Linked DNA regions of Homo sapiens: region 1 is linked to region 2. The links are chromatin contacts, found by Hi-C or POLR2A ChIA-PET in ENCODE. All regions are on one chromosome and are shown on one strand. The core of a region is the stretch at or near the end of the contact, and the rest is flanking DNA. Distances in the headings are between cores, read along the strand shown. Region 1 holds the start of TMEM184C (transmembrane protein 184C). Region 2 overlaps C4orf51 (chromosome 4 open reading frame 51).

Evidence for each region. A loop is a pair of places that touch in the nucleus more often than their neighbours do. ChIA-PET counts read pairs that join two places held with the same protein, here RNA polymerase II (POLR2A). Pooled maps may share reads with other maps.
Region 1: a map of PC-9 shows a loop between it and region 2 (15-fold over the local background). The contact joins the promoter of TMEM184C here to the enhancer-like site in region 2. A Hi-C loop is called at or near these places in 4 of 168 maps with a recorded cell type or tissue (CD8-positive, alpha-beta T cell, PC-9 and naive thymus-derived CD4-positive, alpha-beta T cell), 1 of 37 single-sample maps with no recorded cell type and 15 of 50 pooled maps. POLR2A ChIA-PET finds 5 or more read pairs at or near these places in 1 of 52 experiments (OCI-LY7).

What each region holds. Positions count from the first base shown.
Region 1 is chr4:147,615,618-147,620,817 of GRCh38, forward strand. TMEM184C (transmembrane protein 184C) reads left to right here and starts at 1,780. Exons shown (of 10, transcript NM_018241.3): 1 at 1,780-2,462. The coding sequence starts at 2,340. TMEM184C-DT (TMEM184C divergent transcript) reads right to left here and starts at 1,628. Exons shown (of 2, transcript NR_186679.1): 1 at 1,471-1,628. RefSeq lists enhancers at 2,000-2,119, 2,150-2,199.
Region 2 is chr4:145,731,583-145,736,313 of GRCh38, forward strand. It overlaps C4orf51 (chromosome 4 open reading frame 51), which reads left to right. Exons shown (of 6, transcript NM_001080531.3): 6 at 871-1,215. The coding sequence ends at 978. Among named protein-coding and RNA genes, the nearest start is that of C4orf51, 54 kb to the left of the region's middle. RefSeq lists a silencer at 1,260-1,859 and enhancers at 2,415-3,214, 3,215-4,012. Within about 2 kb of position 1,434, at least 33 of the 41 ENCODE cell types and tissues checked have a DNase peak (open chromatin) inside an H3K27ac peak, as active enhancers do; they include PC-9, where a contact is called at or near this core.

The sequences.
Region 1 (5,200 bases), core at 530-3,029, 1.9 Mb after region 2:
AAGTTTGCCCATGAGAAAGAATGGGAAAGATTATAGGCAGCAAAAACGCTGTAGCTGAAAGCACAGAGACAATCTACGCATACGGCATATCCAAGATAGCCTCTACTGTGTACCAAACAAGTAAAGAGTAGTTATACTTGGCCGTAGAGTAAAATTAACTTTCTCTTCATTATTCTTCTTTTTTATGAACTTTAACAACAGAGCAAGCATTAATTTAATGATCAGGAATTTTTTTTAATTAATTTTATTTATTTATTTATTTATTTATTTTTTGAGACAGAGTCTCGCTCTGTCGCCCAGGCTGGAGTGCAGTGGCTTGATCTCGGCTCACTGCAAGCTCCGCCTCCCGGGTTCACGCCATTCTCCTGCCTCAGCCTCCTGAGTACCTGGGACTACAGGCTCCCGCCACCACAACTGGCTAATTTTTTGTATTTTTGGTAGAGACGGAGTTTCACTGTGTTAGCCAGGATAGTCTCGATTTCCTGACCTCATGATCCGCCCACCTCCGCCTCCCAAACTGCTGGGATTACAGGCATGAGCCCCTGCACCCAGCCTTAATTTCCATTTTTAAAGTAAGCTTAGGAAGAACAAACATAAGGCCTATTTTTCCGGTAGAAAGTAGTTTGGGTCAGGTTGTAAAATACAAATGTTAACAACTGAGAAGTAGGCAGTGAAGTCAAGTCCAAACAGACGATACCAAAAAAGGGGCTCATAATATTCCTTAGGTGTCTCTGTGAGACTCCTGGGCTAGGTGTACTCAATGTTACAAGCCTCCTTATCCGTATGGTCATTAGGCGGAAATTCCCCAGGTGGCAGGTACTAGCAGGTCAAATGCTTAAATATAATGCCCTTTGGAGTCACAAAGACCAAGGTTGCTATCTCCACACTACCACTTAACTAGCTCAGTGAGCCTGGGCAAATTTATCAGCCACTTGACTTTTTTATCTGTAAAGTGGAAAAATGCCTACCTCTCAAAATTTTTGTGCAGAACAACTTACATAATGTAGGTAATGAACTTAGTACAGTGCCTGTCCCCCTGAAAATTACAATTACAATATAAAACGCATTTGTATATGTAATTGAGTAGTAGATATTTGTTTACTCTATTGGTTTAGCTAAAGGCTTTAAGCATATGAAACTCCTTTGTCAGATGGAATGTCAACTTTTTAAAACTTAAATGAGTGCAAATTTTTAACACAAGTTCCAAATGTAGAAGGGACATTCCCTATTTGCGGTTAATTCTAAAATGAAGCTACCTTTAGAATGATCCTTCTGTAGGATCCAGAAATAACCAAGCGGCCTAGCCCCTAGATTCTAGCAACTGACAGAAAACTAGGTGGAGGTTTCCCATTCTTCCTTGTCTTCTTACTCCAGCGGGCTTCTGTATCCACTCTAGATTGAATAGGGGATGTTTTGTGTAGAGATGGGCCTTCTCTCTTCCAGTCCAACTCTGAAGTAACCGCCCCTTACCCAAGCTTTCTTTAAACTGGAATAACGCCAGCAGAAGAATGTAGTAGGTGTGCTTCAAGTGTCCTCAAATAATTCCCGCAGCTTCCAGAATCCTTGCAATAGCCCGCTGGACCATCTGCGGCAATTCCACCCACTTCCACGCACCTGCTCTTCTTTCTAACCCCAGTACGCAATCCTGCAGCCCCGCCCCCACAGCTGACCAATCAGAGGGCGCAAAGTGAGTCGGATGGGGCGGGCCCAGTTTGGCGCTGACGACGAATCACCTGCCTCAGACAGCAGGGGCGGAAGCGGAAAAGAGCTGAAAGTCTTGGTTTGGCCTTGGGTTCCGCTGTAGGGGAGGTCCCGTGCGAAAGAATGAGGAGATCCTGGGGCCTTACCTACTAGCGGAATCGACTGAAGAGACGCCTGCCAGTGCGGGAGGTAGGAAGCTCGATCCCCAAAGAAAAGAGCGAGTGGGCAGGCAGCTGCGAGACAGAACCGGAGTGTGCAGGGTCCCTAGAGGCCGGTTCCTGGTCTGTGCTGCTCTCCTGGAAGCCATGGTACAGGCAGAGCTCAGGGCGATCCCCAGGTGAGGGCAGCGGCTCTGCCTGGGATTCCACCGCAGTACAACCGGGTAGATGCGGGGTGGAGAAGAAAGGATGTTGCCTGCACTGCTCGCCAATAGCACCCTGAGAGGCTACATTTGCAGAAGCAGCAGCAGCAGAAGACACAGCGCCGGTCCAGGAGGCGGCTCGAGCTGTTCGTAAAGTCGCCCGACAGCTTTTTCTCCGTAGTATGCGAGTTGACAAAACAGCCAGAGAACAGGGCTCCCCATTACAATCTTTTCGAGATCTTTTCCCTTGCTAACCGGATCTGATTTGTGCGAAAACATGCCTTGCACTTGTACCTGGAGGAACTGGAGACAGTGGATTCGACCTTTAGTAGCGGTCATCTACCTGGTGTCAATAGTGGTTGCGGTTCCCCTATGCGTGTGGGAATTACAGAAACTGGAGGTAAGAGGGTTCTGCACCATCAGCCTGTACACTTTCTTCTACCCATCTATGGTTGGGAAAGAGACACCCTTACCCCATTTCTGCCCTGACAGTCCTGAAAACCATCTAATGTAAACGAGCCTACTCTTAGGATATAAACCTGTCTAATTTCTTGTTCACGGTTCTTCAAGTCATGCTACAGGTGGAGGTGGGACCGGGTCGAGAAAATAGAATATATTAATATAGCTGCTTAGAAGGGCACTGTTTTGCAAGTATTCATCAGTTCCCTGAAAGTAAGGTAATTTTATTGCTGAAATCTGATCTGTTCAGACATTGGACGAAACTAGGTCAAATAAACTACCTTGAAAACCATGTATTGAATTTTATTAGCTTTTAACTAGCTTCTTGAATCAAAGCGTTCTAGTTGTTTTAACTTTGGTGTCTGTTTTTACTGTGGAAATTAGCTCTTACCCAACAAAGGTTTTGCAAAAAGTCCCTTATATATATTTTTTGATGTCATATGCTTATTGTGACATCAGTAATGTACTACAAGCTGGAAAACCCCAAGGTAAATAACTCAGATATAAATATTATATAATGAACTTTAAATTCGGAGTTAATAAAACCCACCAAGTACTTTTACAGAGGAACACCTATTACAAGAACTATAATAAGACCATGACTATTTTAGGCCCTTCTTTATTGTGGAAATGATTTTTACATAAACTGTATTTAATATACATTTGTGTTCTCTATTTACACTAAATTATTTTCTGATGACTTTCCCATACTAGCATAGTCCATATAGTTTTTTGTTTGTTTGTTTATGAGACGGAGTTTTGCTCCTGTTGCCCAGGCTGGAGTGCAATGGCGAGATCTCGGCTCACCGCAACCTCCGCCTCCTGGGTTCAAGCGATTCTCCTGCCTCAGCCTCCCGAGTAGCTGAGATTACAGGCATGCGCCATCACGCCCGGCTAATTTTGTATTTTTAGTAGCGACGGGGTTTCTCCATGTTGGTCGGGCTGGTCTCAAACTCCTGACCTCAGGTGATCTGTCCTCGGCCTCCCAGAGTGCTGGGATTACAGGTGTGAGCCACCGCACCCAGCCCCATATACTTACTTGTTGTTGTTGTTGTTTATTTTTATTTATTTATTTTTGAGAAAGAGTCTAGCTCTGTCGCCCTGGCTGGAGTGCAGTGGCGCGATCTTGGCTCACTGCAACCTCTGCCTCCCAGGTTCAAGCGATTCTCCTGCCTCAGCCTCCCAAGTAGCTGGGATTACAGGTGCCCACCACCACACCCAACTAATTTTTGTATTTTTAGTACAGACGGGGTTTCACGGTGTTGGCCAGGCTGGTCTCAACTCCTGACCTTGTGATCCACCCACCTCGGCTTCCCAAAGTGCTGGGATTACAAGCATGAGCCACCGCACCCGGCCCATATAGTTATTTTTAATGGCCATGTAATATTCTGCTACATTCAATATTTCCCATTTGTTAGATATTTAGGTTCTTTCCACAATTTGTCTACAAAAACTTAGGTATAAGCATCTTAATACAAATGGGATTTTCTTACTTTGAAATATTTCCGTGGAGTATAGTATAGGAACCACTTTAAAGGTTAATAATATGCATAATATCAGTCCAGTTTAAGACTTCTCTTAGTTGTTAGTTTCAAATGTAGTTTTTAGGTACCACTAGCTTTTAAGAAAAATTGGAATCTGTAGTCTGTACTTGTCCTAGCCAAGTTCCCAACATGTCTTGCTTGGACTCTTCTCAACACACCAGCCAGAGTAACCAGTTAAAACTTGGCACATTATGTGTGTCATCTTAAATCACTTCTAGTCCTAGAGTAAAGGCCAGTATTCCTCACTGTGGCCATCAAGGTCCAACATGATCTGACACCACTCCCACCTGATCCCCCTCTGACTTTTTCTCCTCAAGTCCTAGGCTTCCACTGCACGGCTTTGCTCAAAAATCCCAGGCATGCTCCCTCCTTGAAACTTTGCACGATGTTTCCCCTTCACAGAATTTCCTTTCCGTAGATATTATTCTCATTCCTTTATGTTCTTCAGGTCTTTACTCAAATGTCACCTGACTACTCTATTTAACATTGTCAACTTCCCCCCACCCCAACTCTTCATATTCCTTTCTCTGCTTTACTTTTTCCATAGGACTTACCACCATCTACCACGATACATATTTTACTTTGTTTTCTTTCCCCCTCTTTCTGCCCAAATGACTGAGTCCCAGTGATGAATCAGGCTTTGTATACTATATGAGAGAACATTACCTCCATAGAACTTGGTGGAGACAAAAGGGACCAACAAAAACAAATCAATAAAATTGTATAAAATGCTGTGGAGGAAACCAGAAAAGATCTGAGAAGTTACCATGCAGGGCAGTCTAATTGCATAACTTCAAAAGACCACTCTACCAGCTATGGAAAATAAAGCAGAAGTGAAGGGAAGTTAGAAAGCTCTTTATGGTAGTGAGAGGTGTTGGGTGCCTGGGCTATGATGGTTTATGGCCCCGGTAAGGATAGCAGGAGTGGAAATGGAAAACTGAATTGTAAGTATCCTTAGAAGTGAGCAAACAAGACGTAGCAGGAAGATTGGATTCCAGAGGAGAAGCAGTGAGAGAAAGGAACAAATCAAAGATGATTCTGAAGTTTTTTGTTTGAACAACTGTGTAAATGGTGGTGCTAGTTACTGAGATAGAAAATTGAGGGTTAGGAACAGGTTTGAGAGAAATTGAGTTCT
Region 2 (4,731 bases), core at 184-2,683:
TTTTTTTTTTTTTTTGAGACAGGAGTTTCACTCTTGTTGCCCAGGCTGGAGTGCAATGGCGTGATCTTGGCTCACTGCAACCTCCACCTCCTGGGTTCAAGCAATTCTCCTGCCTCAGCCTCCCGAGTAACTGGGATTACAGGTGTGTGCCACCACACCCAACTAATTTTTGTATTTTTAGTAGAGACAGGGTTTCACTGTGTTGGCCAGGCTGGTCTCGAACTCCTGACCTCAGGTGATCTGCCCACCTCGGCCTCCCAAACTGCTGGGATTACAGGCGTGAGCCACCATGCCCGGCCGAGACAAGGCAAATCTTAATATTTTTAAATATATATAGTTTGGAGGAGAACAAGCACTGAGATATATAAATGCCCAATTTCCTGCATCAAAGCAATAAGTAGAGATTGAATGAAATTTTCAACGATCATTAACACTATTCTTAGTTTCGAAAGTATTTGCTTGCTGGGTAGTGCTTTTGGTAATCATTCTCTAAATATTTATATTCCTGTGTCCTATCTTGAAGAAGTTCCTGATGGAAACTGGAAAGCAGAGCATTCACATCCAGGAATGTGGGAACTAAAGGAATTAGGGAAACCTGGAAAGAATCTTACCAGAGAAGCAGTGGGGGCCGGTTAGGGATTGCAAGAGTTCCTGCCCTTTTTCTCTCCCACTTTATTAATCTGGCCTTCCTAACAGAGACACAATATATTAAACAGGAAGGTTAAGAGAGATGGAAGAAAATGCAGGATCAATCCCATCTCCTGCTCATGAATGATGTCTGGTTTGGAAGAGACCATTTAATTCCCAATTCTGTGGAAAAGTGACCTTTGCGGATGAGCGAGTGTTGACAACCAGGCCATTTTTCTCCAGCTTCATGGACGGTGCGATTCTGAAAGCAAGGTTTGCTCATCTGAGGATTCAGAAGCTGATCGATACTCCGATTATGGCTGGGGAGGACCCTCATCGCCATTTAACTGAGTTGGAAAATGAAGCCACAAGGCTGGAGGCGTGGAGTTTGCTTAATAAACAACTTTGAGGTATGGGGCCCTCCCAACACCCTCCCCCCACCCGCCCCGCCCAGGAACGTCTGGACCCTGGCAGGTTGGCTTTCTGGGACAATTCCATGGGCTTCATTTATCAGTTTTTTCCCTTTTTAATTGGTGGAGAGAGACAAAAGTTTTTATAATCTTTATTAAATTTTCCTTTTTAAATAAATACTTGGGACCACATTTCTCTGCTAGAACCACAGAAATGGTGCTGCGGCCCCGACCGTCGGGGGCTCCGGCGTCACAGAGCCTGTCCCTTGTATCTGGGAGCCCCGGGGAAGGCGCAGGGGCGTGAGAAATGCTCTTTGTATTCAGAGCGGTCACCCAGCAGAGCCGGAGCCTTCCACCGCCAGGTTTTCCTCCGCGCAAGGCGCCGCCGGGAAGCGAATTGGCTCCGACAGTCGCGGGGGCGGGGGCGGCCTCAGACGCGGCGGGCTCGCGAGCTCAGGGGCGGAGTCGTGGCCCTCCCGTCCCGGCTCCCTCGGTAGGCTGCCTGCGCCCCCAAAGCCGCGCCCACGGCCCGCCCACCCGCCGCCTGCCCCTCCCCTCCCCGGTCCGCCTCTTCCCGCTCCTCCCGGCCCGCCGGAGCGGCCGTCTCCTTCTTCCTCCACGGCCCACCTCTTCTCCCCCACGATCTTCCTCCCCTAGCGTCCACAGGCCGCCTCCGCCGCCTACGACCCTCCTCCTGCTGATTCCCCCCCACCACCGCCCGCCTCGTCGCCCCCGCGGAGCGCGCGGGAGGGAGGGACCGGGAGCGGCAGGGGCTGCACATGACCTGGGGCGCGGGAAGGAGCCCGCTGCCGTCTAGGCCCGCGAAGGGCCCCGGCAGCCGCCGACTTCTGAGGAAAAGCAGAACGGTGTTTGGTTTACTAAAGTAGCCGCCTCCTACCACTCTTCCTCCCCAGCCCCGCTCTCTGCTCCCCACACCCCCTTCCGTTTACTCCTAGTTACCAAGACCGTCCTTCTCTTAGGATTTCTGTTGAATAGAAAATACAATTAAAAGTCGCAGCACCACCCCTGCCTCCCGCCCCACAAACTCCTAGTGATTATTTTTGTCTCTTAGCCCTAGGTCGGGTTAAATACATTCCCCGGGAGCCATCTGGTCTGATTCCCGGCAACCTTCGTATGGTTTCCATTAAGCTCTCCAAAAGCATGCATTGAAAAGGCAGCCCTGTAGCCACTTAGGAACCTCCGGAGTTTTGCCCTGGCCAGCCCCAGTAGACATCCCAGGCAGAAGGAGAGAAAGGCCTCTGTTTAGGTTCCGAGTCTAGTACCTCATGATCCTGGTTTTAATCTCGAATTTCTTGGCTTTTCCTAGTCCAAGAAAATACAGTTCTCCAAGGTAATGGCTATCATTAATTCATCATTTGTTTTTTACTATACGCAGAGGATAGCTGATTAGAATTCTGTTTTAATTCTAAAAATGAAGGCTAACAGCTTTACAGATAGGTTGCAACAGTAACCTGGCCACACAAGTTCAATTTGACCAGCAACATTGGTATGGTGGGGTCTACACCTTCTCGCCTGTCTGTCCACCATTCCTTAACCCCCAAAAGGCAAAGAACAAATATTTGCTTGTGGAAACATATTCCCTCACACGTGGGTTAGGGCTTGTGTCCAAGAAAAAGGGAACCGGCAGGTTCATAGACTCTGAGTGTTGTAACTAGAGTGTTCCTTAGGATTCATCCGAGATGTATATCCATTGATTGAGGACACTCAGAAAGTGGAGGGGCTTCGGGAAGGTCACGTGGCTGATGAGTACAGTACTGCGGCCTAATTTGGGGATGGGAGGGTGGGGAAGAGACCTGGGCATCAAGAGCTTTATCATATACAGCAAGGAAGATTGTGGTCAAACCAATTCATTAGTGGCACATCCTGAATCTCCCCAGTCCCTCAGCCGCAGTCCCATCTCTGTCCTGCTCTGTGCCTCCCTGTTTGCGGAGTTAGAGCCCTTTGCTGTTCCTCCTGTTTCCCCACTCCCGCCCTGACCGTGTGATTTTTATTTGGGTTTTAAAAATGAAACCAGGTGCTGCATAAAACAAAAGCAAAGTAATAACAAGGAAAGACTAGCCAACGCCTGAGGAATGTGCTGAGTTTTATGACTCAGGCTGTCCTGGCAAAGAGCTTGGACTGACAGCGAGAGGTGGGTGCCACGGAGCACAGACCATACATGGCAGCCCTGGCCTCCCCAGATAGGCATGGTCAAGGCAGCCTGTGACTCATTTCACAAAACCAGAGACTCTTGTTCTTTGTGGAGCAAGACTTCCCGGAGGCTAGAGCAGGATGATCGTCAACTTTTCTCCTTAGAGCCGGTTCAGTCTGATAAAGCAGGGGCCACCCCGGAGTTTGGAGGGGAAGAGAGCCCAGGCACAAGGCCATCCCTGGGAAAGAAACAGGCTTGATGCACTTGGGCGAGGGCTTTGGTGCAGTGAGGAGATGAATAACATGGAAGTTGCAACGTGACATGAAAATTAGCATGTATTGTAGTGGAGACAATGGCTTGAGAGTTCCAGGTCGGGGATTGCCACAGTGCCTTGGAGAAGGGGACTGTTGGAGTGCTCCTAAGCCTGGAGGAGGTGTTTGCTCCTCCTGAGTGCATGGAGCACAGGAAAAGATTGTCAGATGCCAGTAGGGTTTCCGAGGTGCCATTCCTCACGCAATCTGGAAGAGTAACTATGGGCAAAATAGTAGACTTTGCATAAACACCCAGAGAGCCACCCAGGCACACATCCTCACATTGTGAGAATTCTTTTCAAATGAGCATAGTAATGGGATGAGGTGTACATTTTTTTCTGTTACTAAGAGACAGACTGGGAGAGTGAGAATGCAAAGGAGAATGTCTCTCCTAGCAGAGGTGGTGGGAGGGGTTGGAATTTGGATGACAAGGATCTGTTTGTGCCGCCTTCATTACACAGGCCTGAGTGGAATGGGACTGATAGGGCTTCTTCTGGTTTCTGCTTCTGGTTTCTTCTTCCCAGAGAAGGCTGTCACTTTTTGAATGAGAATGAACTTTGGCTGGCATAAATGAGGTCTTCGTGCAGCAGCCCTATGGAACAGGGACTTGTTTTTCCTTATCTTCTTTCTCTTTTTCTTTTCCTTTCCATGGAATACCCATTGAAAAGCTATGGTGACTATTCCATAATTGCAGGCAAAGCTCTGCTTAACTTGTTCCTTAAAGTCTACTTACCTGGAAAAATAAAGTCTTTTAAGGACGATGACTTCATAAATATTTATAGTGGGAACAGGCATCACTCTGGTTCTGCGAGAGAATGGGCTCATTCAATTTTATTTATGATGTGACACTTGGGTGAGTGACATCCGTCATCTGGGTCAGCCCTACACTCTGTTCCAGTGAAGCATGTTTATGGAGTGATTATGCCTGCAAATATTTGCTATATTTAGGCCCTCTCCTCCCCTAACCCCCTCTTAGACTTATTAAGTCCCCAAACCAGCAAAAAGCCAAGCTATGGTCTGGAAGGTTTGAACCCTAATGACAAGGCACAGGGGCTTGAACACGTGCTGTAGAAGGATTTGACAAACTGGGAGGCAATTAGAGTGGGAACACTGTTATTATAGCATTCCTATATTCAGGAGGTTTTGCTGGTCCTGTGTCTAGCAGGTGAGCGCTCTCAGCTAGGCATGAGGAGTTTTGACAGGTGACGAGCACAGCCCTGAGTGACGAATG